Linked DNA regions of Homo sapiens: region 1 is linked to region 2. A link is a loop called in an ENCODE intact Hi-C map of the cell type or tissue named here. Cell type or tissue: HepG2. All regions are shown on one strand. Links, peaks and the distances in the headings refer to the core of each region. The heading gives the core; the rest is flanking DNA. Region 1 overlaps HIF1A (hypoxia inducible factor 1 subunit alpha). Region 2 overlaps LINC03033 (long intergenic non-protein coding RNA 3033).

What was found. Peaks named below come from ENCODE experiments on the same cell type or tissue, not always from the same donor. Only the 100,000 strongest peaks of a DNase experiment are listed, where the experiment ranks them.
Region 1: a loop joins it to region 2, with 2.6 times the contacts of the local background. A loop is called at or near these places in 4 of 110 quality-filtered maps.

The regions. Positions count from the first base shown.
Region 1 is chr14:61,707,284-61,722,749 of GRCh38, reverse strand. It overlaps HIF1A (hypoxia inducible factor 1 subunit alpha), which reads right to left. Exons shown (of 15, transcript NM_001530.4): 2 at 2,178-2,368; 3 at 1,096-1,241; 4 at 927-1,011. HIF1A-AS3 (HIF1A antisense RNA 3) reads left to right here. Exons shown (of 3, transcript NR_144368.1): 2 at 5,733-5,781; 3 at 6,922-7,192. Among named protein-coding and RNA genes, the nearest start is that of HIF1A-AS1, 19 kb to the right of the region's middle. RefSeq lists an enhancer at 2,962-3,011. In HepG2, for the core only: no CTCF peak of the experiment used is centred there; a DNase peak (open chromatin) is centred at 7,579; H3K4me3 peaks cover 446 bases.
Region 2 is chr14:61,598,172-61,613,637 of GRCh38, reverse strand. All of the region lies in intron 1 of LINC03033 (long intergenic non-protein coding RNA 3033), which reads right to left. Among named protein-coding and RNA genes, the nearest start is that of LINC01303, 35 kb to the right of the region's middle. RefSeq lists enhancers at 3,703-4,314, 4,763-5,512, 5,513-6,263. In HepG2, for the core only: a CTCF peak has its summit at 5,808; DNase peaks (open chromatin) are centred at 3,917, 4,657 and 5,277; H3K4me3 peaks cover 1,852 bases.

The sequences.
Region 1 (15,466 bases), core at 2,682-10,681, 110 kb before region 2:
AATACTTTATAATCTAACTACACGGTCTCGAATTATTGAGAACATCCAAAGAAGTCAAATAAGCAGTTGTTTGTCTTAAAATTCTGGTGAACTTTTTTTATTGGGCCTTAGACTCAAACTGGCACCTCAACTTTAATGACTGTCTAAAGTCCTATTATCTGCCATTTGTATTATAATTTCTCCTTGCCTTAATGGTGTATTTTAATTTTTAACTCCACCAGGTGTGGTGGCGCATGCCTATAATCCTAGCACTTTGGGAGGCTGAGCCAGGAGGATCACTTGAGTCCAGGAGTTTAAGACCAGCCTGGGCAATACAGCAAGAACCCCTATCACAATTTAAAAAGAAAAGGAAAAAAAAGGTAGCCTGGGCGTGGTGGCTCATGCCTGTAATCCCAACACTTTGAGAGGCCGAGGTGAGAGGATGGCTTAAGCCCAGTAGTTCAAGACCAGCCTGAGCAGCATAGTGAGACTTTGTCTCTACAAATAATTTTTAAAAATTTAGCTGGGCATGGTAGCACGCGTCTGTGGTCCCAGCTAACTTGGGAGACTGAGGTGGGAGGATCGCTTGAGTCCCAGCGGTCAAGGCTGCAGTCAGCTGATTGTGCCACTGCACTCCAGCATGGGCAAAAGAGCGAGACCCCATCTTAAAAAAAAAAAAAAAAAGTTATTTGTAACTCTCTTGGTCATGATTTTACTTTTCCATTTTATTTCTCACACCCACACAATTATTTATGCAATTAGGTGGGCTTTCAAAATGAAATTCCTAAAAACTAAAATAATAGTTTTAACAAAGAATAGACATTTTATTAAACATGAAATAACATTTTGCCTTGGGTAAGTACAATAGCAAAGTTTAATAATTAGCAATAGTATCTTATTATGTAAAACCACCTGTCACATTAAATCAAACAACAGACTTTTCTTACCATTTCTGTGTGTAAGCATTTCTCTCATTTCCTCATGGTCACATGGATGAGTAAAATCAAACACACTGTGTCCAGTTAGTTCAAACTGTAAACACATTTTTAAAAATTAGGGCTAGATCATAAAATCATAAAAACATATAGAAGAGCTCTTAATATGTGTGCATTTTACCTGAGTTAATCCCATGTATTTGTTCACATTATCAGAAATGTAAATCATGTCACCATCATCTGTGAGAACCATAACAAAACCATCCAAGGCTTTCAAATAAAAGCAATTCATCTGTGCTTTCATGTCATCTTCAATATCCAAATCACCTAAAAAGGGCACAAGAAGAGGAAAATAATTAGTTAAAAAGTTGTACTTAAATGATATAATATTTAGATGTTTTTACAAAGTTTTCTCGCAGACACTTTATTTAATATATACAGCCATTTCAACACAGAAAAGTGCAGGCCAGAAGCTAGAAAAACTATAATTAGATGTGCCAGCTGCTTTTCATGATTAAAGTAATGCAGCAAAGCAAACCATAGAAGAAGAAAGAAGAGTAATGTTTTTTATTTATTTATTTATTTTATTATTTTTGAGATGGAGTCTCACTCTGCCGCCCAGGCTGGAGTGCAGTGGCTTGATCTCGGCTTACTGCAAGCTCCGCCCTCTGAGTTTAAGCAATTCTCCTGCCTCAGCCTCCCTAGTAGCTGAGATTACAGGCACCTACCAGCGTGCCCATCTAATTTTTTATATTTTTGGTATATATGGGGTTTCACCATCTTGGCCAGGCTGGTCTTGAACTCCTGACCTCATGATCCACCCGCCTCAGCATCCCAAAGTTCTGGGATTACAGGCGTGAGCCACCGCGCCCGGCCTGAGTCATGTTTTTTAAAGGAAGAAAGGTAGATGGAACAGGAGAAAAAGGGGGGAGGGGAAAAGCCAGTATCTTATTCCTGACTAAAGCTTTAAAAGCAGGTAATAAAAAGGATGTTATATTAGAAAAGAATTGAGAGTATGTTTAAGAGAATAAAGCAAAACAAATTATGTGCATAAAGAATGATTATTTCAAAGAATAACTGATGAGAAAAAAATGAAGCTTGATAAAAATAGTGAGAATTACAGAAAAATTTTTAAACGTGTACATATCACAATATAAAGAGGTATACAAAATCAAAACATTGCGACCACCTTCTAAAAATAATTTCTATTTACTTCTAACTTCTAATTTTCAGGCCTATTTATACCCTTGTAAAATAACTCACCAGCATCCAGAAGTTTCCTCACACGCAAATAGCTGATGGTAAGCCTCATCACAGAGGCCTTATCAAGATGCGAACTCACATTATGTGGAAGTGGCAACTGATGAGCAAGCTCATAAAAAACTTCAGATTCTTTACTTCGCCGAGATCTGGCTGCATCTCGAGACTTTTCTTTTCGACGTTCAGAACTTATCCTACTTAACAACAACAAGAAAAACACGAGATGGAAAGTGTATACAAGTTAGTTTGCCTTAACTTGAATAAAACTTTACATTTCTGCTTATCACAGAAGGATTAGAAGATGCCATGTAATTAAGTTACATGGAGATTTGTCTACTAGATTAATGTACTTTTATAAAGGGCAACTATACAAATTTTGGATTACTGCACACATAAGGAACTCTCACAAAAAGTCCAAAACCAAGCTTTAAACCTGTCGGAAGCAGGTGTTTCCTCCCCAGCATATGTAATTGGAGAGAATGTTTTTATTTTAGGCAAAAATTTAAAGTAGCCTGTACATCTAAGGCTGTACTTCATAGAATTCAAAAGTAGTCTCAATACAGAGAAACCACGATTAAGGCTAGAGAAACTACCTAAAGTTGTACATAATAACTTGAAAACAGGAGTTGTTAGCAGGTAGAACGGTAATAGCTACAAACTGATTTCTACTTGTTTCTTTAGACTCCAGTACTTTCTCACCCTTTTACCACATGAATAACACTGACGATAAGCTATAGGAACTGACATTAGCAGCTATAAGCCAGTGCAGGTTGCCTCCTCCCTTAGCAGCCCCTTATCTATTACTGGCACAACAGGTGCCAAATAAATGCAGGAATATGGAAGAAAAAAAGCTGTGGCACACACAATATCCAGAATTTAGAGGGATAGGTTAGCAAAAATAAAGGTGTCAATACAATGACATATCTTCAGGGAACTCTTCCAAGAAGGAAATCAGAAAGATTTTCATTGTCACACCAAGCAAAAGCTGTCTTCCTTTGCTTAACTGCCTAGTGACATCTAATAGCTTGTTGAATAGCAACAGTTTATTAAAGGTTACCATGTGCCAACATTACCCTGTACTAGGTGCCTAGTTCTCTCACAACCTGTAAATAGGTTAAATATTGTCCCTATTTTACAAATGAGGGAACTGGCGTTCAATAGGTTAAAAGTAGCCATTATGTAGCAAATAGGATTTGAACCCAGGTGTTTTAAAGTCTTTGCTCTTCCACAGTATTTCTCTTCTTAATGGGGAATGCTGCTTCTACTTTAAACACTCACATGATCTCCTATGCCCCTCAACTCACTCCTGTTAAATAGATTCTTCACCAAATGTTAAAAACAGCTATTATGATTTAGTGAGCATTGGGCAGTATGCTAAATAAGGACTTTTAGCCAGCATTATTTTACTTAATCCTCCTTACATCCTGTGAATGAAGTACCGAATTGTCTCCACCCCAAATCTCTCCTCCTTCCAAATGATCTGCAAAGTTGAAAGGTACAACCATAGAAGCAACATTCTGGAGTAACAAGCACAGTTCTCAGCAAATGCTCTTGTTACAATATAACATGTTGTATTGTGACAATACTGATACTAGTTTTAGTACTTACTCAAGTTTGTGTGTTTATAGGACTTTTATACTTTAATAAGGAATGTAAGCATGTTATTGAACTTTGATAGAAAAATTTCAACTCAAGCATCTAGATCAATTTAACTTGAGTACCTTGAAATTTACGGTGAGCTATTAAAAACTATTATCTTCATCTGGTTAGATGGTGGAGGAAAAAAAGGAAGAAACTATTATCACTTAAAACTAGTTATATGAATCTATATGAACTATAACTAGTTATATGAACTAGGATTTTCTCAATGCTGTACAATAAAAAAAAATTAGTCACTGAGGCTACATGAAAATGCAAATGCCAGCAGTCTGTAATTTTTTCATTTCACTGCATTGTTCTCTGTAAATGTTTTCAATTTAAACTTAAAAATAAAACGTAAGACTTGATCTGTATAAGCAGAAGAGTAAAATAAAAAAACAAGTATGATGATAATAACTCCAGCATACACTGGAGTTCCATACACCATTCCCAGGATGGGGGGGTATCTAGCAGGTCCCTATTGGCCCTAACAGAAAATCTCTCACTTCCTCCCCAACCCCCTTAAGTTGTAGGTGACAGGCAGTGATAGCTGTGGGAAATAGATTTCTATCTGGTTCAAATAAAGCCTCTAAAATAGAGTGATGGTCAATTATCTCTTGTTAAACCTGAATATTAGTTCAAATGCCACAATCATTCCAGGCGTTCTTTGTTACCTAGGCTGGTCTTGAACGCCTAAGCTCAAGCAATTCTCCTGCCTCAGCCTCACAAAGGGCTCAAATTACAGGCTTGAGCCATTGTGCCTGGCCAAAGTGTTCAGAATTTTATAAGCAACTTACTGTATTTTTTCTGAACCACTCAACTGATGTAAACTACCAATAAATGACTACCCAAATGAAACACTTGGTGAAAAAATTGAAAACCTTATAATATGTGCTATATATGCTTTTTTTTTTTTTTAATGGAGTTCTGCTCTTGTCACCCAGGCTGGAGTGCAATGGCAAGATCTTGGTTCACTGCAACCTCCACTTCCCAGGTTCAAGCAATTCTCCTGCCTCAGCCTCCTGAGTAGCTGGGATTACAGGCATGTGGTACCATGCCAGGCTAATTTTTGTATTTTTAGTACAGACAGGTTTCACCATGTTGGCCAGGCTTGTCTCAAACTCCAGACCTCAAGTGATCCACCCGCCTCGGCCTCCCAAAGTGCTGGGATTACAGGCGCGAGTATATGCTTTTAAAGGGTATCCAATCAAGCTAACTATGGTGATGGAATGTCTCCAGTTCCTCTGTAATACACGTATCGTCCAGAACTTCAAAGATAGCAATGACTATCTAAGGAGTGGCAATAAGTGTCTAAGACAAATCCATTAGAAATTTGAGGTTAGATAAAGCATCTAAAGGACAGTATATTTAAAAGCTAGTGTAGACTGAAAATAAGACTGAATTTTGGAAGAAAACCAGCCTTCAAGAAAACAACTAATATAGAGTTGACAAACCTATATTAGATGAAGGTGATAAAAATTATTATGTCCTTTATCACACAATGAGTCTAGACAGAAACCAATCAAGGGATCTATAATAAAGATTTAATGGAAAAATCTTCATGATATTCTTCATATGTGACTACTGGAGGTCTTATAACATTTCTAAGTAAGCTTAAAGCTTAAAGCTAAAGCTTCTGAAGTTCTTGTGAGTTTCAGCATTTAAACTGCCCGGCTTCTTGTCTAGTCACAGGAAGGCTAATTTTATCAGTTTTATACCACAGAATTACAGTACTGACCAAGAATTATTTGTTAGACCAGGGGGTCTAGGTCCCACAGAGATGAATCCTGTACTATTTGTTTTACTGCTTACATTGCACAACAGAAGATATGTAGATCAGAAAGAAGTACATTTTCCACATGCAAATAAGGTCACTATATTTCTCTAAATTTTATAAATTGCATCTGTTTTGTTTTTAAGTACAGGTCAAGTGAAGTTCTTCTGCTGATATGTTCTGCTACTGCATAAGGTACTATATTTCAGTTAAGAGTACAGTTAAAACAGTTTGTTTACCCATTTCTACAACTGTTCTAGAACTAAAGTTGGAGTATACTACTGGCAAAATAGCTCAATCTTTGTGGTATTGTAGTTTTTACATGCTTACCATTTTATTATTTAACATACAGTATTAGACACAAAAGTAACAATTATATCTTGAAATTATTTTGTATAGGAAATATATTTAGAAAAATAATTTTGAGCCCGTCTTATTAAGCTTCTTGTGTACAAAGTTCATGAATAAGCAAGAGTTGTTTTATAGAGAATGTCTATTGTTCTTCAGATTAAGAACATAAAATATTTAGTGCTTTGTAGTAGGTCAGTAAAAATTAAAAAAAAATAAAAGGACACAAAATAATTGTAGGCATTTAAAGTCATCTTTTCGTATTGCACAAAAAGCCTGTTAGCATTCCTAATTGTAAAAATATGTGACTTCAAGAACTGAAGTTAAACCATAACTATTTAAAATGTGAGCAGATTATCAGATTTACTTCTAATAAAGTTAATGTACCTCAATTATGTTATTTGGTGAAATAACTCTTTCTGGCCTTGAAGGTACAAGTTGGTTTTTGTTGTTTTTGCACTTGCGTCAGTATTTCTACAGGACTGACATTCTGAAGTGAAATTTCATGATATAAAAAATGTGCTACTGAAATTTTTTAAAATACACAATAGCTTTCCAAATGGTTCTGTGCCCATTTTTGTCTCTGCCAGTTCATGAATGTGTATATCAATTCCCCCATGCACTCTGCAATATTATATATTACGCATCTTTTTAATCTTATTAATTTCTGCTGAGCTGATAGGTGAGAATTATATCTCATCATTTTAACTGCCCTGCACTTCTTAAAGTCTCAGGCCCAAGAAAAATGCAAAGAAAAGTTCATGTTCACTCTTCAGTTGGCATTTTTGCCTGCAGTTTTATTTTCATTTTATTTTAGAGACAGAGTCTTGCTCTGTCACCCAAGCTGGAGTACAGTGGCATGATCATAAGCTCACTGCAGCCTCGAAATCGTGGGCTCAAGCAATCCTCCCCCTCCCTACCTCAGCCTCCCAAGTAGCTACAGGCACACGCTACCATGCCCAACTAATTCTGTTAAATTTTTTGCAGAGACGGAATCTATGTTGCCTCGACTGGTCCTGAACTCCTGGGCTAAAGCGATCCTTCTGCCTTGGCCTCCCAAAGTGCGAGGATTATAGGTGTGAGCCACCCAACCTGGCCTTTGCCAGTATTTTTAAATCCAAACACCTATGCATGGTGCTTACTAATAACACAGTGGTATTCTAAACATTTTTCACCTATTATTTAATCTTTATTATTATCACCATGTTACAGATAAGGACCCTGGCTAAATAGCTTACCCAACATTACTCCGTTAATAAATGGTAGAACCTGTATTTCACTCAAGCAGTCTGGTGTCCACGCGATTAACACTAGACTATGTTGTCTCTCAAAAACTCATCCTGATTACCAAGGCAAGTATTTGTAAGTCTAGGCTATTATTATAAAGTTCGAAATTTGCCTACTTCACATGCCAAAGACATAAAGAAGGAATTATAGGAGTTGGCTTCAGAATTTAGGACTTGACCTAAGCTATTCAGAGAAACTCAGAACCAGGCTCTTTCTTGGAGTTTGCTTATAAATCCAAAATCCTAACTGAAAGGCACCTACAATGGTAATAGATGCTCTCTGCTCTACTGTCCAGCAGCTCTTCAAAGCAAGGTAATCCCTTCCGGTAATGCCAATCATTATGGCGAAAGAGTCAAAAGATGGTAATTCAGTCTATACTCCCAGTAGACTTTATTTGTACAGAGCAGCTATTTCAATATCTAAGTTCAACATTGTTGGTGTTTTACTTGCTCAACATTTGTCTAGCAGTCACAGAAACTGTTTTTTTTTTTCCTGAGACGGCATTTCACCCTTGTTGCCCAGACTGGAGTGCAATGGCGCGATCTCGGCTCACTGCAACCTCTGCCTCCTGGGTTCAAGCAATTCTCCTGCCTCAGCCTCCCGAGTAGCTGGGATTACAGGCGTGTGCCACCACGCCCAGCTAATTTTTGTATTCTTAGTAGAGATGGGGTTTCATTATGTTGGCCAGGCTGGTCTGGAACTCCTGACCTCAGGTGATCTGCCCACCTTGGCCTCCCAAAGTGTTCGGATTACAGGCGTTGAGCCACTGCGCCTGGCCCTTCCTTGTTGTTTGTACTCATTTTTAAAGTTATTCTAACTTGTATTAGGCCAAATTAATGAAGAAAGGCTTAAGTTTTTAAAATATTAAAAATATTTTAGATCTATACCTAAAGCTAACACACATACTATAATGATGCAGTCTCCTAACATGAGGTGATTTTCTGAAACTAACTGGTTTTTAAGTGGGAAGGGTTTTGTCCTCCAGAATTTTGTATAATGGTGGCATAAACACTGGAAGGTAACTCTCAAGGTCTAATCCTCAAGGTTTTTAATTCCATCATTTCCCACAGGAAAACAAATGGAAAATCCACCAAGTTCTTGGTTTGTATTTTGCAGCATATTTGAAGGAATTTTAGGAACTGAAATACCAGCAAACGAATAAACAAAAAGTATAACACCATCAGTACTTACTAAAACAACATCTCACATTTCCATAAGAGAATTCAGTTACTGTTCTTTTTCCTTAAATGGCTTTGAGCATTGTCTTGCTGTTTGCATAAGACTGTTTACTAACCTGAGTGTTTTCACAGATTTGGGAAGCTTAGATTTTTGAACGTTCCAGCAAACATTCAATTTGGTGTCAGCTTGACATTAAGATATACTCCTTACACACAGCTCTACTCTATATTTCACAATGTGCTCAGTTAATCTACTTTGATTCTATTTTTATAAATCTAAATAATCTCCTATTGTTTTGGAAAAAACTCTCCAACAGCTTTTTTCCCCCCTCTGCTCCCACACCACAGCAATCAACAACACAGAAGACAACTTCTGCAACCCTATCGGGAGAGGAGGGGTTCTCTCCACCACCAGGTGAGCAATCAGTTCTGCAGCGGACACCAACTGGGTGTCCTTCAATTCAATTCTAACACTATCTACCTGGAGACAGTGTCAGGTTGAGGGCTCAGTCCCCAAGACTGCCCCCTCAACAGGAGTTGCAAGTCTGGCCTCAGGAACTTCTGACTGACAGGCTTCAAAAGTTGGGATTCTCACAAACCCATCTTTGCTGGAGCAGCTCACAGAACTCAGGGAAACATGTTTACCAGTTTATAATAGAGGATATTAATAAGGATACACATGAAGAGATGTGTAGGGCGAGGTATGGGAGAAAGGATGCATCTATCAAGTACCATGCACTGTGCTAGGTACTAGAAATATAGTGAGAAGTAGAATAGCCTTTGAGCTTAAATGGCCTCCCACTCCTTAGTCTACTGAAATAGTCACCTAATGCTTTATTCCCAAATGCTTGTCTAGCTGCATCGTGAAGGACATTCAACATTTCAAATTCCTAGGCCTCACTGGGAATTTGAATCTGTAAATTCTGATTCAGTAGATCTAAGTCAGGATCCCAAAATCTGAGTTTTTAAAAACTTCCAAGATGCATATGATACGTAAGTTTGGGAACCACTAGCTGATCATTATTGCTAACCACTGTTACTCTGCTTTAATTTCTTTCTGAAACCATCACCATAAAGATCCTTCCGAAGTAAAGAAATTTGGCATTATGGCCTGATTAAAATCCCATTAAATGTACACAGGACAAGGTCTAATTATTTAAAAGGAAGCCCTCCCTTACCTAGTTCCCTGTCCACCTCTTTATCCTCATCATTTTCCACATTCTTCAGCCACACTGCAGTTACTCAAAAGCACCATAGTATTTCCTTTCTGGCTTGCTTACTCTACTCCTTCTGCCTGGGGTACCATTCCCAATATGTGGCTTGGTAAATTTATAAGAGAAACTTTTAAAGATTTAATTCAAACATCATTTTGTTTCTGTTTTTTTTTTTTTTCCTCTGGCTTCCAAAACTGGTCCTCTCTGGTAGAACTGATCACTCTAGTTATTTGGCTATATTAATCTTCCTTCACAATGCTTAAAGATTCTTGGGGGCAGGAAACTGTCACACATTCATCTTTGTCTTCTCAGTAGTGATGTGCGTAAGTTTGACTTTGACATATTTGCCCCAAATCTGCTATGACTTTGATTTCTGGCACAGGAAAAGCTGACTGCCCTTTCAACATTCTTTTTGGGAATCCCTGATTTGTGCTTTATTAGTGCTCCTAATCATAATTAACCAGCATATCAATGTTAGTACTATTAAATAAACATAATATTTGAATTTACTACAATTATCTGGATATGCATTTTCAAGTATAAGCAAGCATACTAGATATAAGTTACAGTGAAAATCTTATATTCTTTTGTCTCCCTGTTTCTTTGCACCCCTGTAATCTTTTTCTGTAACAGCAACTAGAATAATCCTTTTAACAAGAAATCAAGTCATATCACTCCTCTCTGCTTAAAATGGTTTTTGCCTCATTTAGAGTAAAAGCCAAAGCCCTTCCAATAGTCCATATGGGCCTCCACAATGGCCTCATTACCTCTTTGATCTCACCTTCTACCACTTTGCCCCCTTTGCTCATTCTGTTCTAACCATACTAGCCTCCTTACTGTTCTTAAAACACTTCAAACACATTGCCTCCTAGAGCCTTTGCACTAGTTGTTCCCCTTGCCTGGACTACTGCTACCCTAAATACCCACAAGGCTTGCTTCTCCACCTTTTTCAAGTCTTTGTCGCAGTCTCACCCTCATTGAGATTCCCTGATCACTGCCTCCATCTTGGTCCTCTTGCCCTGCTGTATTTTTATGAAAGCCTAAGTACATATCTTACTTGATTATTTTATTTTCTATCCCACCAATCCACACCTTCACTGGAAAGTAAGTTCCATAGAGGCGGAGACTTTTGTCTATTTTGTTCAATGAACATCCCAAGCACCTAGAACAGTTTCTGACACATAAGAAGTATTCAATTATGTGCTGGCTGAATGTATGAATTAATAAGTTGAGATTCGATCACTAGTTGAAGTATAAATATATATTTTTGCAAGAATAAATGCTACAGTAACTGATTATGACAGCTAATTCTGTGTACAAAAACAACCATTTATTTATCTAGCCAAGTTCCTGGCACAGAAAAGCAGCTTAGTAAATGTTAACAAATGAATCGTGGAATAAATGTGAACACAGGCAAACACAGGCATTAGCCACAAGGTAAACATCAGAGCCAGCAGAGCCAGCAGTGTCATCTTCCTGAAGTAGAAAAAAACAGCTATCAATTAAAACAATCACCCACCAGTATAACAATGAAGAGTATCACCATAAACCAAGGCAAATAAATGATCTTGCCAGGAAAGAGATTTAGAGGTGTAAAGAGAGAGCTGAGAAACTAGAAAGCCAATTTGCTGAAAAGAGGTTCAGTGTTTAAGATTAGTTCCCTTATCGCTTTCATCTACACTCATGTCTTTTACTGTTTTGTCCTAAGCAAATGTGGTCAGGAAAATGTGTGAGTTATAGTTAATGTTCTTAACCAATCAAATTACTAGCCGAGTGTAATGGTGCACTCCTGTAGTTCCAGATACTCAGGAGGCTGAGGCAGGAGGATTATTTGAGCCCAGGAGTTCAAGGCTGCAGTGAGCTGTGATTGTGCCACTGCACTCCAGACAGAGCAAGACACTGTCTCAAAAAAAAAAAAAAAAAAAAAAAGGAATACTTAAACATCTTTATCATCTTTATGTTTTCCGAACCCAGGCAGAAACAGGAGTTTACTAACTTTGGTTTCCACAGTCTTTTTCAAGAAAGTGCTGTCACGAAGTTTTCATTAAGTTGATACCTAATCCTATTGCCTTTTTTTTTTTTTTTTTTTGAGACAGAGTCTCGCACTGTTGCCCAAGGCTGAAGTACAGTGGTGCGATCTCCGCTCACTGCAACCTCCGCCTCCCAGGTTCAAGCGATTTTCCTGAGTAGCTGGGGTTACAGGCGCCTGCCACCACACCCGGCTAATTTTTTGTATTTTTACTAGAGATGGGGTTTCACTATGTTGGCCAGGCTGGTCTTGAACTCCTGACCTCTTGATCCGCCTGCCTCAGCCTCCCAAAGTGCTGGGATTACAGGCGTGAGCCACCGCGCCTGGCCAGCTTTGTTTTTTTAAGGAGGGTTACTTTTAGACAAGTATTTTATATGTATTATTGGAAGTATTATTAATAGGATCTGTTGTTACATTTTCTATCTAGTAATTGTTGCAAAACCAGAATACTTAAAACATCACATGTAATTTTTAAAAACCCTATCTCTACTTAATGGAAAAAATAGCAAAAACCTGACATTTCAAATTAAATATAAATTACATTTTCAAGACAGCTAGCAATCTATTATTTTATCTGGGAAAATATCTTCTGAATTCTAATCAATAAACTTTAAAAATAAACCTTTAGGATACCCACATGTTAGAGAATGTTATTGATGTATTCAAAAAATATTTCTTGATCATCTTCTATGAGTCTAACACTCTTCCCAGAACAGGACACGGTGCAATAAACAAAACAGACCAAGTCTCTACCTTCACGGAGGTTATCTTATGGAACAAATGTATTTTTACATTGCTTGTTGTTATCCAGCAATATTTTACCAGGGTCAATCCCTAACTGACAAAACACGTCACAGAAATTGTCTTTCCATTAAACCAGCTACCACAAAATTTCAGGATAAAAGCAAAGTCTACAAAAATTAATCTTTGCTTATACTAGATGCTACAATATAGTATTATATGAACAGAGCAGGCTATACAAAAAAAATTGAGTATGATTCCACTCCTGTGTGTAATGTATGTGTATAAATATAAACATATGTAGCTATACACACATATAACTCATAGATGCACAGATAAAACCAGAATACAGTGATATACAGTGTTAGCAAAGTTTACAAATATTAACTAGTTTCAAGATACCAGGATCACAAATTTTTTGTAATTTATTTTAACAAAAATTCACCATGAACTGACACTATCACTGTACCTGCATTTGTCAAAAAACTCTGAAAGAAGTAGTAATCTAACTTGAACTATCATATTTCTTTCCTACTGTATATCCTAAAGAAAAGTATAGACTGAACAGGCAATATAATTCAGTATCTTCAGTTTCTCATGCTAACCTAATTTTCAAATTTTGAAAATTCTGTATAATTAATTTGAAATTCAAAAAAACAGATGAAATGGTTTGTTTCTAAAGAAAAATGTTCAGAATGCATACACTTATTTTATTTTTGAAAGCAACTAAATTTCTTGGTTTAGATCATTATTATCTAAACGGCACAACAACATCTCTCTTAAATATCCATAATTAAAGAAAAGATGGATTTATTCACCTTCCAAACCTCACCAAAATGCTTACTTTAAATGTGATTTTCTAATGCAGTAAAATAAACGGGGAAAAGAATCACTGTTTTACATTGGAGGGTTCCTTCTGAAAATGAAATCTATATCACATCTGAAATAGCCATAATGTGTAAATTTTTCATTTACATGTTAATTTATTAAGTAGCTAATACTTTTCCATGTGTTTACATTAATGTGTATTGAAATATTACTTGTAAGAAGAATGTGCTTTTTGTTTTTAGATTATTCCTGACTAGTGATATAAATAAAATCTTTCCTGGTCCAGAATTGGTGTTGAGCCTCTCAACAAATCTTTGAGCCCTGATTATATATAAGGTATTGTGCCAGGTGCAGTGGCTCACGCCTGTAATCCCAGCACTTTGGGAGGCTGAGGTGGGCGGATCACCTGAGGTCGGGAGTTCGAGACCAGCCTGACCAACATGGAGAAACCCCGTCTCTACTAAAAATACAAAATTAGCTAGGCATGTTGCCACGTGCCTGTAACCCCAGCTACTCGGGAGGCTGAGGCAGGAGAATCAACTGAACCTGGGAGATGGAGGTTGTGGTGAGCTGAGATTACACCATTGCACTCCAGCCTGGGCAACAAGAGCAAAACTCCATTTCAAAAAAAAGAAGTATTGTGCTAGATAAATAAAACAACAAAAATGTGTATGTAAAGTTTTTACTCTAAGATGAAGGTTCTCAAACGTCAGTTTTCATCACAGTCCCCTGGAAGAATTCTCAAAACACAGAATGCTTGCCAAGTCAATCCTAAGCCAAAAGAACAAAGCTGGAGGCATCACACTACCTGACTTCAAACTATACTACAAGGATGCAGTAACCAAAACAGCATGGTACTGGTACCAAAACAGAGATATAGACCAATGGAACAGAACAGAGCCCTCAGAAATAATGCCGCTTATCTACAACCATCTGATCTTTGACAAACCTGACAAAAACAAGAAATGGGGAAAGGATTCCCTATTTAATAAATGGTGCTGGGAAAACTGGCTAGCCATATGCAGAAAGCTGAAACTGGATCCCTTCCTTACACCTTATGCTAAAATTAATTCAAGATGGATTAAAGACTTAAATGTTAGACCTAAAACCATAAAAACCGTAGAATAAAACCTAGGCAATACCATTCAGGACATAGGCATGGGCAAGGACTTCATGTTTAAAACACCAAAAGCCATGGCAACAGAAGCCAAAATTGACAAATAGGATCTAATTAAACTAAAGAGCTTCTGCACAGCAAAAGAAACTACCATCAGAGTGAACAGGCAACCTACAGAATGGGAGAAAATTTTTGCAATCTACTCATCTGACAAAGGGCTAGTATCCAGAATCTACAATGAACTCAAACAAATTTACAAGAAAAAAACAACCCCATCAAAAAGTGGGCAAACGATATGAACAGACACTTCTCAAAAGACGACATTTATGCTGCCAAAAGACACATGAAAAAATGCTCATCATCACTGGCCATCAGAGAAATGCAAATCAAAACCACAATGAGATACCATCTCACACCAGTTAGAATGGCGATCATTAAAAAGTCAGGAAACAACAGGTGCTGGAGAGGATGTGGAGAAACAGGAACACTTTTACACTGTTAGTGGGACTGTAAACTAGTTCAACCATTGTGGAAGTCAGTGTGGCGATTCCTCAGGGATCTAGAACTAGAAATACCATTTGACCCAGCCATCCCATTACTGGGTATATACCCAAAGGATTATAAATCATGCTGCTATAAAGACACATGCACACGTATGTTTATTGTGGCACTATTCACAATAGCAAAGACTTGGAACCAACCCAAATGTCCAATAATGATAGACTGGATTAAGAAAATGTGGCACATATACACCATGGAATACTATTCAGCCATAAAAAAGGATGAGTTCATGTCCTTTGTAGGGACATGGATGAAGCCGGAAACCATCATTCTCAGCAAACTATCGCAAGGACAAAAAACCAAACACCGCGTGTTCTCACTCATAGGTAGGAACTGAACAATGAGAACACATGGACACAGGAAGGGGAACATCACACGCCGGGGCCTGTTGTGGGGTGGGGGGAGCGGGGAGGGATAGCATTAGGAGATATACCTAATGTTAAATGACGAGTTACTGGGTGCAGCACACCAACATGGCACATGTATACATATGTAACTAACCTGCACGTTGTGCACATGTACCCTAAAACTTAAAGTATAATAAAGAAAAAAAAAACACAGAATGCTGAGCCTTACT
Region 2 (15,466 bases), core at 2,495-10,494:
CACATAAGCCAATTCTTTGCAGTAAATCTTTTTTTAATATATTATCTGGCAGAACACTTAATGATTCAATAAGTTCTCACTGCTCTCCGTCAAGATACTGCAAAAAACGTCTTAAAGCATAGAGATGTTTTTTCTTATTTTGCATTTTTTTTCTTTCCAGGATTGAGACTTCTGGAAGTGGCATGAACATATTTAATTAACATGTACATTCTTTATTATAAACCCCAAACAGTTGGTATAGGGAACCCAGAGCCAAATTAAAGAGTGAGCCAGATGGGGATGTAATGAGGTATCAGTCTAAAATGGGTCTTGAAACATCTCTGAAAATATAAGAAGATAGAGAAAACTGAGTTCAACAGGAGCCCTCTCAGAGAGAGTACTGTTTGTGATTATAAGGATAATTTAGCAAATTCCTTGGGCTGGGGCAACAAGACTTCCAAAGAGAATACTTAAAAAAAAAAAAAAGTTTCTGACTGGGTGTGGTGGCTCATGCCTGTATTCCCAGCACTCTGGGAGGCCAAGGCGGGCGGATCACCAGAGGTCAGGAGTTCGAGACCAGCCTGACCAACATGGTGAAACCCTGTCTGTGCTAAAAATACAAAAATTAGCCGGGTGTGGTGGCATACTCCTGTAATCCCAGTCACTTGGGAGGCTGAGGCAGGAGAATTGCTTGAACCCAGGAGGTGGAGGTTGTAGTGAGCCGAGATTGTGCCACTACACTCCAGCCTGGGCAACAAAGTAAGACTCTATCTAAAAAAAAAAAAAAGGGTTTCTAAACTCCCCTCTAAAAGTGGTGAATCCAATTAACTATAGGAGCTTTTTCTTCGTTGGACTGTTCCAGTTTGGGACCAGAGCTGAACTGCAAGGGACAACCAAGGAGAGGCAAACCTCTACTACAATGGTCAGTTTATCCCCATGAAGCCCTTTGCCTCGCCTCTAAGAAAAATTTTAAAAAATATTTAAACAAATGTCTGTTGAATGAAGCGTCAAAACAGTAATCTAGTTGGGTTGCCCACTTATCTAGGCCATCCCTATGGACCTCAAATTGATATCTGAATTAAATTTATTAACCACATGCAGTGTATGTTTACTGTCTTGAAACAGTAAGGGGCAAATCTTATGACATTTTTAGAGTTTGGAGTAGAGACAGTTTGCATAATGGTGGGAATATGAGATGCCTAAATCCCAGAAGATCCCATAAATGGTGTGGGGTTTCAAGAGCTGTTTTCCAATTATTCAAAGAATGTATTTTGAGTACCAGGCATTATACCAAGTGCTATGGGTACAAAAGTGAGAGAGACAGTATGGACGGTCCTGACAGAGACTGGGGGAAAGTCAGCAGTAATTGCATAGTGATTACATGTATAATTACCTAATTGTAAGCACAGTAAAGGAAACATATATGCTGCTATGAGGACATACAATACAATGAATAGACTTACACATGTCAGAATGGTAGAAGCAGCTTTGCAGAAGCAGGAGATGTTTGGTGGGACTGATGATGAAGCTGCCTTTCCTAAGCTGTATGTGAGTCCCTGAATTAGGTTGGGCATGTGTTTGTGAGCGTGTGAGTAAGTGTGTGTGTGTGGAGGGGGTGGGAGGGAAGAGCAGATAGGAGATAGGCTGAAGAAGTTAGTGCCTGTGGCTATTCATCTTGGTATTTAGAAAGACCATCTAATCATCTCTTAGCAAAACAGCAGAAGGAAGACACAGCAAATACACTAAAAATATGAGTAGCTTTCCAGTGCCTCAAATGGTCCTGGGTCCTGAGTAGGTGCTTACTGAAGACTAAGTGAGGGAAAAATTGCCCAGGTGCTGCAGTATGTGCCAGGCACTATAATACAGTGCTTTACACAAACTTGATCTTCCCATGATGAAGTCATTATCCCAATAGAAATATGGGGAAGCCCCAGTCTAGAGATTTTGAAAAGCTAGCTCCAAGTTATAGAACCTAACATAAAAGCTAGATGTTTGCTAGAGCTACAGTGGAAATAAGAATGCAATCAGACTGGGTGCAGTGGCTCACGCCTGTAATCCCGGCACTTTGGGAGGCTCAGGTGGGGGGATTGCTTGAGGCCAGGAGTTCGAGACCAGCACGGATCACTTGAAGCCAGGAGTTTGAGACCAGCCTGGCCAACACAGTGAAACCCTGTCTCTACCAAAAAAATACAAAAATTAGCTGGGCGTGGTGATGCACCCCTGTAGTCCCAGCTACTTGGGAGGCTGAGGCAGGACAATGAATCACTTGAACCTGGGAGGTGGAGGCTGCAGTGAGCCGAGATCATACCACTACACCCCAGCCTGGGCAACAGAGTGAGAATCTGTCTCAAAACAAAAACAAAAACAAAACACAGAGATCCTCTGGTTTTTGTCTTGCTGGATCTACTAAGATCTGGCCAGGGTGGTCATGACAGGTTAGTATGAGATATGCTTTGACAAGTTAGAAGATATCGCTGACATTTCCAGTAAGGCTGCTGTGCTACATGTTATAGTGCTTTTGTTTGTCTGTGGTACACAATTATCTTGGGTTTCAGAATTCATCCTCAAAGTATTCCTCTGAATTAGGAATTCCAGTAAGAGTTACTGGCCGCAAATGACAGACACTGACTCTGGTTAACTTCAGCAGAGAAATTCACTAGAAGGATATCTGGGAGCCCAAATAATCAATGTCAAGCCCAGAGAATCAGGCTTGACAAACAGAAACCAGGGTGGCTTGGTTACAAACTAACAGCCAAAATCACAGTAAAGGAAGGGTCTGGTTAAACATCGCTGCTGCTGAACACCATACAGCACTCCTGGCACCATCGCCAGTCCCAGGAGAAAGGATTCCAAGATATCCTTGCACCTTCGAGTCACCTACTCCAGATTCAAAATTCCAGGTGGAATTCTGTCAATAGGAGCCCTCTCTGAGAGAATGAATCACTTGAACCTGGGAGACGGAGGCTGCAGTGAGCCAAGATCATACCACGACACCCCAGCCTGGGCAACAGAGTGAGACTCTGTCTCAAAACAAAAACAGAAACAAAACAAAGAGATCTATTAAACATCGGATCCGTTAAACATCATGTGGCCTGGTGGGCCACATTTAGGTCACCTGCAGGTGCTCTAGCTGTTCCTGCTTCCCAAGTAGTAGGCACAGCTGGGAGTAGGGTAAGGCATAAAATGGAAAGAGGCACTCACTCTCACGGACTTCTGTTTTTAAACAATGAACAATTTTTATAAAGAATAAATTTCAATTTTAAAGATATTCAAATTCAGTAAATATTTCATATATGAACTTAAAATTTACACACAACCAACAAAAATGTGACACCATGCAGTTTGCAATCTGTTTCATTGTTTTAAATTTTAGATACAAATTAAAAACTCCTTATGGTCAAATAGGATGGAAATAATTCACATTTTGTTTCTTCGTCTAGAAGAAGCAACAGTCCAGCTGTTAAAGCGTAGGCCATAGCATTGCTATGTTATTATTGCTTATTTCGAAACTGTTTACATGCAGGAATGTGTAGCATCCCACAGGCTGGAAATAAAAAATGTGCTGAAGGGAGCTTGGATGAATCCCACCTGTCTCAAACTTACTTTGCAAAGGAATGTCTGTGACGGGGTCCACCTATGTCAGCGGCAACAGCAACTTTAGTAATTGTTTAGAGCTTGCAAGGAAGAGTGTTTTATCAGTGACACTGTTTAAAAATTGTCAGCATTTGATGATAATAAGCAGCAGACTGACTTGGAGTCAGTTTTATTATTGTCTTTAAATTCTCACCCCATTACTGCCTGCACTTGCTCTCTCTCACCTCCCTGCCCATTATACACCACTGTGGGTGGACCATTACAGGGGAAGCTGGTGATACACATTAACTCCAGGAACACTGTACTGGAGACACAGCAGAGGGAAGGACACGTGGTATTATCTATCCAAAAGATCAACAAAGATGAAAACAGACAGCTTCCTACTAGGGAAGTCTTAGTGTGGCTCATTGTTATGCCAATGCCCTGTGTTCAGGATCCAGCAGGAAGGTTGTGAGCCCAGGGCCCTGTGGCCCAGTTAATTGTCCGCGGCTCAGCCCTGGCCAGCTGCCTCGGAAATGAATGCCTTTGGCCATACTGGCAAGACAGACAGGAGAGTCATCAGTTTAGATCACATTCATTGCTCTTGTGAGAAAGACAAGAAAAAATACACAGTCTGCCCATGATGTGTCCTCATCTCGTGAAAGATAGGACACTACTGAGTAAAATCAGATTCCCATCCGAAAAGCACATCTTCCGCTAATTAGGCACATTAGCTTTGTGCAAGGTCGGGTGTAAAATAACTTTCATTTCACTCGTTTCAGAAGACAGGGCAGATGAGGGCAAGAGGATATGCCCCACATAACAAGAGCTATTGTTCGGTTTTTCAGGAAGCCATGGCCTGAACAAGGCATTGGGGTTTTCACAGCTGGACTCACCCCAAAAAGATGATTTTATAAATAGTGTTTTTGTTTTTTACCTTTTCAACTTCATTAGAAAATACAAGGTTTACCTAACCCTAACCCCCAGACGAATAGACATAATGAATTCCCAGACATATAGACTTGGCAGTGACTGCTTCACCCCTGAATGGTTGCTTTGCACTAAGCACTTCTGACACTAATGTTCATGCTTAAGCAAACACATTACTAGGAGAGAAGAATAGCTCTGTCAGCCTGCCCAGGCCACTCAGCACAATGGGAGCTGCAGCTGCCCTGGATCTCATTAAAACAGGGGCAGGGAGAACGGTCCTGTAGACGCACATGGGGATTCTCAGATTCACAGACCTTTGCTTACACATCACACACCATCAGCATCAAACAGCTGACTTCAAGAAGTTCCTAAGAAAGAAAGCTTTACTGGTTATTAATAAGCCTGAAATATTTGTGTCTCTGGATTCTCTGCCAGTCTTCTTTTTCTCTTTGGTTCTTTTCTCTTTACATGACAATACTCACATTTGCAAAATGAGGTGTGTTAGAGAATCAGATGATTTCTAGAGAGAGCTATGTTTGGGACCATTTCTTAATCTTTTCCACCTTTGGAGTGTCTGTGTTCACGTTAGCATTTCTGTCTGGAGTTATGAATTATGCTGTCAAAAGGAGTTTCAAACTGGGTTTGTTACCTGGATACCCACAAATATGCACGGTCTGTTTGTATAAATCTGAAAAACCTTCCTTGTCCTTAGGAAACCAGGCCATTCTGCACATTAGGAAGGGGACAGTGAATCCAGGCTTCCGTTAGTTCTCTGGGCCAGTTGGGGAACAGTGCCTGGATAAATAACAGTAGGAGTCCAGAGTCCGTTCTTGACTGGGGTGGCTGTAATCCATTCACAGGGAGGGAGACGTCTCTGGCTGGAGATGCAGGGCTGAGCATGCCATCAGACACCCCTAAAGGCAAGCTTAAGACCACATCCCATCTGCCTACAATCATAGCAGTCACTATCCCCTCCACATGGTACACAATATGCCTCAGAACAGTCCAGCTCTTAAAGCACAGGCCAGAGGCAGGGACCAAAGGAGGCAAGAGCAATGAAGACACTGGAGGGATGACGGGGTTCTGTGGCTCGACTCCTGGACCATCTGCACCCAGAGTCCACCAGATCTGCCAGGAGAAGGCTCAGCAGTGCTTCTCTCATCGGAACAGACTCAAGCATTGGCATCTGACAATGTCCCCCATATGTCATTCTCACTCTTTTCATAGCCCACCTCCCCCCAACCCACAGCCCAACCTGGAGAAGCCCACTGTGAGTCTGGATGGTCACATCAAGCTTAGGACCCCTGGTGGCACTACGCACAGCAGCATCCTCATGAAGAAAAAGCCCCCCAGTGGCTTCCTGTCTCTCCAGACACGCTCCCCAGACGGCAGTTGTCAGTTTCCATCACCCAAACCCCTTCAGGCCAGGCCCACTAAGATTGGCTCACAAAAAAAGGGAGGGGAGAGAGGCAGCTGCTGCTGACAGGGCCAGCTGCTTCAGAGTCATTTCCTTGCTGCCGGTGCTGGGCAGATGTTCTACTGCCATTTCCCTTGCTACTAACTTCTGATCACTCTCCTGGTAGCTTGATTTTACCTAGTTGAAGGTGTCTCCAAGTGCAGCCTGTGGTCCACTTATAGGAGAATCACCTGGGATGCATGTTTAAAGTGCAGGTTCAGAATCTCTGTGTGTGGGACCCTCAAATTTGTTCTTTTAACAGATACCTCAGATGATTCTCATGCACATAAACATTTCAGAGACACTGAAGTTCTGTGACCACTGGCTCTATGTATTTACATTTTATTTAATTTGGACCTCAGGAGAATAGAGTAAATTACTCACTTCACGTACCACGGCCATCATCAATATGCTTTGGTGACCCGTCCACGCTGCTATATGTAAATCTCCTTTCCCGCTTCTGGCTTGAATAGTGGCCCATCTTGTATTTGTTTATGTTTAACTAAACCATTGCTTTATTAACAAACATCAGTCCTTGTTTACATACATACATACACACACACACACACACACACACACACGCACCATGATGGACAGCTTTACATGTATTCTTATGATCTGCACATCAGTGTTTTCTTGGGCACATACTCAGGGCCAAGAATGCATCCTTGATTTCTCTAGGGACTCCTAGATTGCTCTGCAGGATGGCTGCATTTATTTCCACCCCTCTAGCAGTGTCTTTGTTATACTTGATTTTATCCGACTTTCTCTAAAGTGATCTCTCATTGATGTTTTAATTTGTATTTCTCTGATTGCTAGTAATGTTTAGCATCTTTGTATACACTTATTGGCCATTAAGAGGTTTCCTCTTGTATATTTTGCCTGTTTTCCCTTTTTATTACTGTTTCGCAGGATTTCCTAGATCTACATTCTTTGGTTTGGGATGTCAGTAACATCTTCTTCCAGTTTACCTGTTGACTTTGTCTGTAGTATTTGTTGGAATAAATCTTTAATTTTGTTTTGTAGACAAATCCGTATTTTTTTCTCCTCCTTATGGTTTGTACTTTCGGGTTTTTCTTTAGAAATGCCTCCACTCAAAAGTCACAGAGATATTCACGCATATTATTTCCTATCACTATAAACTGTTATATTAAACGTTTGGGCATTTAATCCATTGGGGTTTCTTTTTAAATTGTCTGAGGTGGGGCTGAATGGAGGCAATTTTCCCATCACCATGTACTACTTAATCTATTGCTTCTGTAGTGATTTGTGATGCCCCCTCTATCATATAACATGTTCTCCTCTATAGCTGGGTCTAATTCTGGGTTCTGTATTCTGTTCTCCTGGTCAACTTGACTTTTTTCCCCTTTTCTTAATCATGGCTTTGTGATGTGCCTTAATATCTAGCAAGGCAAATTTCCTTTTTGCCTACACTTAAAAAATTAGCTGTCTGTGGATATTTATTCTTCATATGAATTTTAAAATTGTTTTTCAAAGTCCTAAAAACTTGGGGTGGGCATTTTACTTGAATTGCATTGGATCTACAGCTTCAGTTTGGGAAGAACTGATATTCTTAAAATGTTAAATTGTTCCACACAATCAGCATATCACTCCATTTATTCAAGTCTTTGCTTATATCTATTATTGGAATTAAAATTTTCTCCAAAAAGTCTTGTGCATTATTGTCAGATTATTTCCTAGATTTAAATTTTTCCTTTCCCATCTTTTTCTGGATCTATCTATTGATGACTATTTGCTTGGACCTTTCCTCCGCCCCAGTCTTGTTTTCCCTTGAGTTCTGATACCCTCTTGGGTTCTCTTTGCTTTCCTGGCTTCAGCCCTCACTACTCTGTCTCTACAGTTCTGCCTCCTCATCCCATTCCCTTGATCTGCAACTGCCTGGTCACTAGGTGTGACCATTTAGATCTTCATTGTTCGGAGTGCTTCAGAGATGTCACCTAAAGCCATATCTGACATGTAGCCTGGGACGTTAATGAGGCTTACGTCTGAGCATAGACTATAACTTAAATGGAAGTAAAAACAGAACTAATGATCTGTGGCCCAGCTTTAGGTCATAAAATGCATGCAAAATTGGATTTGTTCCAAAGGGTATCAGAAAAAAATGGCTCCTGGCAATATAAAGCTCAAATAATAGTAGCATAGATGATAAAGGCATGCATGATGTCACATAACAAGAAAGCTGGGGTATAGTTCCAGGGTTGGTACAGGAGCTCAATGAGATCATTTTGGCATTTCTTCAGGTCTTTCCCTTATGGTTGCAAGTTGGCTACTGTAGCTCCAAACATAACATCTTCATTCTGCCACATTTTAAAAGTGAGGGGTTGAGGGCAGAGAAGACTGAAGAGAGCTCTACTTATATTCTTGATGGAAATCAAGGACAAAATCACCCCCCTCAACTTTTCTTTCTAGCTCATTAGATGGAACAACATGGCATAACTACTCTGATCTATTGTTGGTGTTGGGAACAGGATTGCTTGTTCATGGCAAATTCATGATTTATAAAGTCCCTGGGCTGGACATTTTGTCAACCAAACAAAATCAATCTTCTGATAGGAAAGAACACAGGCAGAATGGTGTTGGGAAGAAAACTAAGGTTCCTGGTATGGATGGGAAAATATTTAAGGCAAGATCATCTGTGTTCTGAAATATCAGGGCCCTGAAGTTAGGAGTTTCTCATTTATTTATTTAGCAGTATTGATTGATCTAGGCACTGGGAACACAATAATGAACAAAACTGGACAGGATTCCTAGTACCACTAAGATTGCAATGCTGTATGGCAGAAAATATCAAATTAATGTTCTCATACAAAAAAATAAAGTTACTAATTTAGTAAAGTGTTATAAAGGACAACAACAGGATATTAGGGAAGTATATGATGAGGGTAACTGTCCTGAAGCAGTATGAGTTCTTTCACATCCCTGGAAGGTGCTGAGAAGGTTGATGGTCCAGCAGAAGCCTGAAGCTGCCATGAAAAAGGAGAGTGTTTATGGGACTAGGGGCAAGTGGCCGGGGCTCTGGAATCTAGCAGCATCTGTCCATTGAGCTCAAACAGACCAATGGGACCAAGTACACATCCCTGCCTCCCAGGCCAAGGAGCAGAATTGTCCAGTTACTCCACAGCAGAGATGAGAAAGGCTCCAGAGGACACTGGATGGGTTTAAGGATCCCATCTCTCCTCTGCTGCCACAGGGTCACTGACCCATAGACCTTCCCTCAAACTCCCAGATACCATCTTGGAGGAAAGAAGCAAAGGCCATCTTGAAGACTTAACATTTTCCCCCAGAGATTTTATATCCCTATAGAAATATTAAAAGTATTATATCAGTATGAAATGAGTAGATTGGACAAAAATTAAGGTTGTTTCTGTACTACTCAGCAGATGGAGTTCATGAGGAAAACTAGAGGAAAAAATGCATTTTTATATCAACTGAATGTTGTATGAACATATTTGAATTCTTCACAACAACCTTATGAGGAAAGTACTATATTGACTCTGTAAAAAGATAAACTTAGGCACATTAAAATATTAAAGAGTTAATGTGATCAGACAGGGCTCACAAATTGAGCAGCTGCAAGCCACAAGTTATTTGGGGCTCCACTGAAGAGCATAAAGGGAAGGCCTTTTTATAGGGAGAATGCAGAAGCAAGGCAAAGAAAATATTTGGTTAAAATGAAGCAATAGCCTTATTTAGATCATTCCAGTGAAAAGTCCCTAGTGAGAGGTTAGTTGGTGGTTTTTGATTGGCTAATCTTAGGTTTCATTTTACGTTTTACACTGAGCTGGATTTCAGTCTGCTTACCTAGGAACTCAAGGCGCTGAATTATTTTAACAACTCCATTTTTTTTTGTTTTGTTTTTGAGTCAGTGTCTCACTCTGTCACCTAGGCTGGAGTGCAATGGCGTAATCTCGGCTCACTGCAACCTCTGCCTCCCAGGTTCAAGTGATTCTCCTGCCTCAGCCTCCTGAGTAGCTGGGATTACAGGCTCGTGCCACCACACCCAGCTAATTTTTGTATTTTTAGTAGAGATGGGATTTCACCATGTTGGCCAGGCTGGTCTCAAACTCCTGACCTTGTGATCCGCCCACCTCAGCAGTAATCCCAAACTGCTGGGATTACAGGCGTGAGCCATCACACCCAGCCAACAACTCCATTTTATAGACAAGGAAATTGAGGCTCAGAGAAGATAAGTAACTTATCTAAGGTCACAAAGGTGGCTGGTCTTGAATTTTAACCCAATGTGACTTTAAAACCTCCATGCTTTTGGCCACTGCAAGATACTACTTTCTGCAGTGGTACATGCAATAAGAAGTATAGATACATTTTCAGGATAATATGAAGAAGGAAAAGATGATTTCTAGAAAGGGAGAACCAAATAAAGCTCCTCAAGAGGAGGTAACAATTGATTTTATCTTTCCACCAATGTTGTTCATCTTTTCCTCTTTAACATACAGTGGTAGGCAATTGTCGGTCCTTGTCAACTAACTTGAACATCTGGATCACCCGTTTGTTTCTACTGTCTTCTTTCTCTTGGTTTTTCAGTTATGTGAGCCTGTCTTTTGTTGTACCTCATACATTCTAATGGCAGGTCAGACATTATCTACACAAAGTTGTAGAGACTTCAGATGATAGCTTTTTTCAGAGAGAGAGTACCCTCCCCCTGCTATACACAGACTGGTGGCTGATCATGTTAATCCAATTAGTGATTTGCTGAGTCAAGGTTGAATTATAGCTCTCGTAAGTCTCAGCCCTCCACAGGTTCATCTCTGACCTCCTAGATTTTCAACAAAGGCCCTATTGTATTCTGCAAGAACCCTCCCCCAGCCAGTAGTAAACCCTAATCTTAGTCTTACAAGAATGCTGAAAAACTGCACTCTGCTTTTTAGAGGCAGGTTTTCCATTTGCATTTTAGAATCCCTGCTCTGAAGAAATTCAGTGTGCAGCAAAAGTCCTCAGGTGAAAACAGGCTGTCTTGTTTGAGGCCCTTTCAAATCTTCCACTAAAACTCTTATTTTCTCTATCCCGAGCAGTCTTTTGCCAGCCTTTGCACTGCATTTTGCAATGGGTTCTCAGCCTCCTGCAAAATGCCCCGCTGGTAAAAGCGGCTGCAGAAGCCAGCTCACTCTCCTCACGTTTCTCTCTCCAGTGCATTAGCCCTTCCAGTGTTCCTTGCCTCAGCAGCTATCACTTTCCCTCAAATAGGTAATTTCTGCATTGTATTTGGCTTTTCTAATTATTCTAGTTGAGGGTGCTGGTCTGCTGACAGCAACTTCATTTACCCAGAAGAGGAAGTAATTATAACCGGAAGGGTAGAGGGATAGGAATACGTCAAGTGACCTGCTCTAAGAAGCACCAGTGATCTCCCCGTCACCAAATCCAGTGGTGTTCTTATCCGTAACCTCCCTGATCTTTCTGTATTATCTGGTTTCTCTTCAGAGGCTCTGCATTCTTCATCGTTCTCGTTCTTTCTTCCAGTACTTTGCCTCTAGTTTCTCCTCTAGCTCCTCTTTCATGCGATCGTTATTGGTGTAACTTGAGACTCAGTGTCCATCACTCTTCTTCTACACATCCTTCCTTGCAAATCTCCAGTCGCTAGGCTTTGGCAGCCTCCCTGTGTGGATAATCCTGGCTCCTCTGCTAAGAGCCTGGAAACTCTAATCTCACACTGATAGCCATTTATATTTGCCCATCTGGATGGGAGCAATTTGTAATCTCTTCCTAAAGAGAAAGAAGAGGCACAGGTGATTCTACAAGTAGGGGTAATCTCTGAGAACGCAGAAATGCTGACGCTAAGAATGGGAGAGAGGTTTAGAGAAGGCACTGGCCTGCAGGGGATAACATTTTACAAGCAAAGGAGAAGGAAGAAAATTGTTAAAATGTGATTTTACAGGGAATGTAAGAGACTTATATATAGTCATTATAAGATGCGTAAAGAGGCTGGGTGCGGTGGCTCAGCCTGCAATCCCAGTACTTTTGGAGGCCGAGGTGGGTGGATCACGAGGTCAGGACTTCAAGCCCAGGCTGGCCAAGATGGTGAAACCCTGTCTCTAGTAAAAATACAAAAATCAGCCAGGCATGGTGGCGGGCGCCTGTAATCCCAGCTACTCGGGAGGCTCAGGCAGAGAACTGCTTGAACCCGGGAGGCAGAGGTTGCAGTGAGCTGAGATTGCGCCACTGCACTCCAGCCTGGGCAACAGAGCGAGATTCCGTCTCAAAAAAAAAAAAAGAAAGATGTGTAAAGATTCTTGGAAATAGATGTTAGAAGGGAAAAAAGTTTCATTATAAATTATAATATGTGAATACCTTAATATGTAGACATTATACAGATAGTATTTCAAATTAGTAGGGAAAATAAAGATTATTTATTAAGTGTTGGAAATAACTGGTAAGCCATCTGGAAAAAAATAAAATTGTATCCAAACCTAAAACTTTAAATCAGGATAAATTTCAGACAGATTAAATAAATAAAAGTAAAAAGTAAACCTGGCTGGGCACAGTGGCTCACGCCTGTAATCCCAGCACTTTGGGAGGCCAAGGCAGGTGGATCACTTGAGGTCAGGAGTTTGAGACCAGCCTGGCCAACATGGCGAAACCCCATCTCTACTAAAACCACAAAAATTAGTTGGGCATGGTGGCGCCTGCCTGTAATCCCAGCTACTCAGGAGGCTGAGGGACGAGAATTGCTTGACCAGGGAGACAGAGGCCGCAGTGAGCCAAGATTGCACCGTTGCACTCCAGCCTGGATGACAGAGCGAGACTGTTTCAAAAAACAAACAAACAAAAAACCCTAAATGAGTAAAAAGGAAGCCATAGGATAGTATTTTTTATAATCTTAGACTAAGAAAGTCCTGACTGAAAACACAGAAGCCATAATAATAAATTTATTTATTTATTTTTAAGACAGGTTCTGGTTTGGTCACCCAGGCTGGAGTGCAATGGTGTGATCATAGCTCACTGTAACCTCGAGAACTCCTGGGCTCCAGCAATCCTCTTACCTCATCCTCCTGAGTAGCTAGGGCTACAGGTGCACGCCACCACAACTGGCTTTTTTTTTTTTTTTTTTTTTTTTTTTGTAGAGATGAAATCTAACTATGTTGCCCAGGCTGGCCTTAAACTCCTGGGCTCAAGAGATCCTCCTGCCTTGGCCTCTCAAAGTGCTGGGATTACAGGCAAAAATAAATAAATAAATAAAAGAGAATTTAAAAAATGTTAATTGTAAAGTTAAAAGATAAAAAACAAACTTGGGGAAATATGAGCAACTAAAGTCACAGATAAATCACTAATTTTCCTCTTGTATATGGGGTCCTTATGAAGCAATAAGAAAAAGACCAATAACATGCTAAATAAAAATGACTAAGAGTACAAACGCTTTATAGAAATACAAATTACCTTCAAATATATGAATAGATTCTGAATCTCACTCATAATATAAGAAATACAAATTAAAACTATACTGAGATACTATTATTTACCTAACACATTAAGGTAACAAAGGTTTTAAAAAAAAAAGGTTGGCAACACACTGTATCAGCAAAGGTGTGAGGAAATAGGTACTTTCCACATTACTGAGAAGGCTTTAACTTGGTACAATCTCTAAGAGGGGAAATGTAGCAATTTCTGACAAAATTGCAAATGTTCATATCCTTGTACCCAGCACCTCCCATTCTAGGACTTTATTCTTGATGCAAATTTGCTGATATATAAAATAATACATTAATTGTAGCATAATTTGTAGTAGTAAAATTTGGAACAACATGAATGTCCATCTATAGGGGAACTGGATAAATAAGGTATGCTTTATTCATGCAATCGAGTGTAGTGTAGTCATAACAAAGAATAAGGTAGTTCTTAATGTACGGATACAGGACATTCTTCAGATGCTAAGTAAAAATATCAAGGTGCAGAACAGTGTGTGTAGTATGCTACCCCTTCTGTAAAAATTTTCACAAAAGAATATCTGTATGTACTTATATATTTTAATATGTCTAAATTACTCTGGATGGGTTAATAAGAATCTAGAACTTGGTTTTCCCCAGGATAGGAAACTTGGTCTCTGAGGGCTATGGATGGAAGGAAGTTTCCTTATCGTATATCCTTTTGTACATCTGAATTTTAAACCATGTGACGATATTTTCTAATAAAAATGAATTAAACTATAAAATATCTTTAGGAAACTACACATATTTTTAAAACCTCAGTGCCCTTAGATGGAAGGTTGTTTGCTAGCGAATGACTTTTCATGAGGTGGGAAAGATAAGAGAGAGCCTGGTTAGCTTTTAAAGAACATAGTTGGAGAGTTTTCCCAATAGAGAAAAGAAAACACACAACCCTTCTCCGATTATCAGTGCTTCCTCCCATGCCTTGGCTATAAAAAGCTTTTCTCCTTTGCTTTGCTCACAGAGCCACACATTTCCTGCCTCTCAGCTGTCTGTGCTTGCTGATGTCTGACCTAAATGACCTTAACAGAGCCAACCAGGGTGACAGTGGCACTACTGAGAAATGCCTGAAACTTCTCTTTGAAAGCCCAATGCTGGGTAAGCTACTACTACTGAAGCACATGTGCACTTGTGTGCTATTTAGTGTGCCTGTGCTCTTTCCTTTTTATGAGTTTTCTGAGGATTCAGTCAGTTAACATCAAAGGGCTCCTGTACATTTAACTTCTCTCTTAAGCTGGTGCTCCAGAAACTGCTCATTTTCCCTTAAAGAAGTCAGATGCTGGAGATCTAGAACAGAGAGGACCAAACTTTTATTAATCCTGTGTTTGCCATCTTTGACAAACTCTCACTGTGACCATCTTCCTCCAGCATGGTTTTAGGGCTATACACCTTTGTTCTAGTCTCAGTTTTCTATTAATTAGTTTTGGGTCTAGTCTTGCCTTAGTCTCAGCTCTGCTAGCTATGTTAACATTGAACAAGTCAATTTATGCTTTTGGAACTCATCTGTGAAATTAGGAGATTAAAATAGAAAATGTTTAGGTCTATCCACATCTGAAACTCAAGGACATGGTGGGTGGGGGGTGGGGGAATTCCCTCCTCTAGCACATCTCCAAAGTAAATAAATTGACATTGCTTTTTCTATAAAAAGTGGCAGTCATTATTCTAAAAGCTTGAGGAGGCTTTGGAATGAGAACTTTCAATCCGCATAGTCAAAATAATACATAGTTCTAAAAGACTAACATACACGGCTACAGGACTTCAGGCAAGTAAAAAGACAAGTGACAGAAGAACTCAAGGATCTGCAAAAATTTAGAGTATGGCAAAGAAGGCACTTCAAATCATTAGAAAGACTATGTGGACTATTCGGTCCAAAGGTTATTGGGACAACTTGTTGACAAGTTAAGAAAAAATCTAGATTCCCTACCTCACTCCACACATCAAATAAATCCCAAATGGCTTAAAAATAAAAATGTAGAAAACAAAAGATAATCAAAAAGTATAGGTAAAAAAATTACATCATTTTGGAATTAGGAATTCCTTTCTAAGCATTATTTAATAAGAAACATTAAAG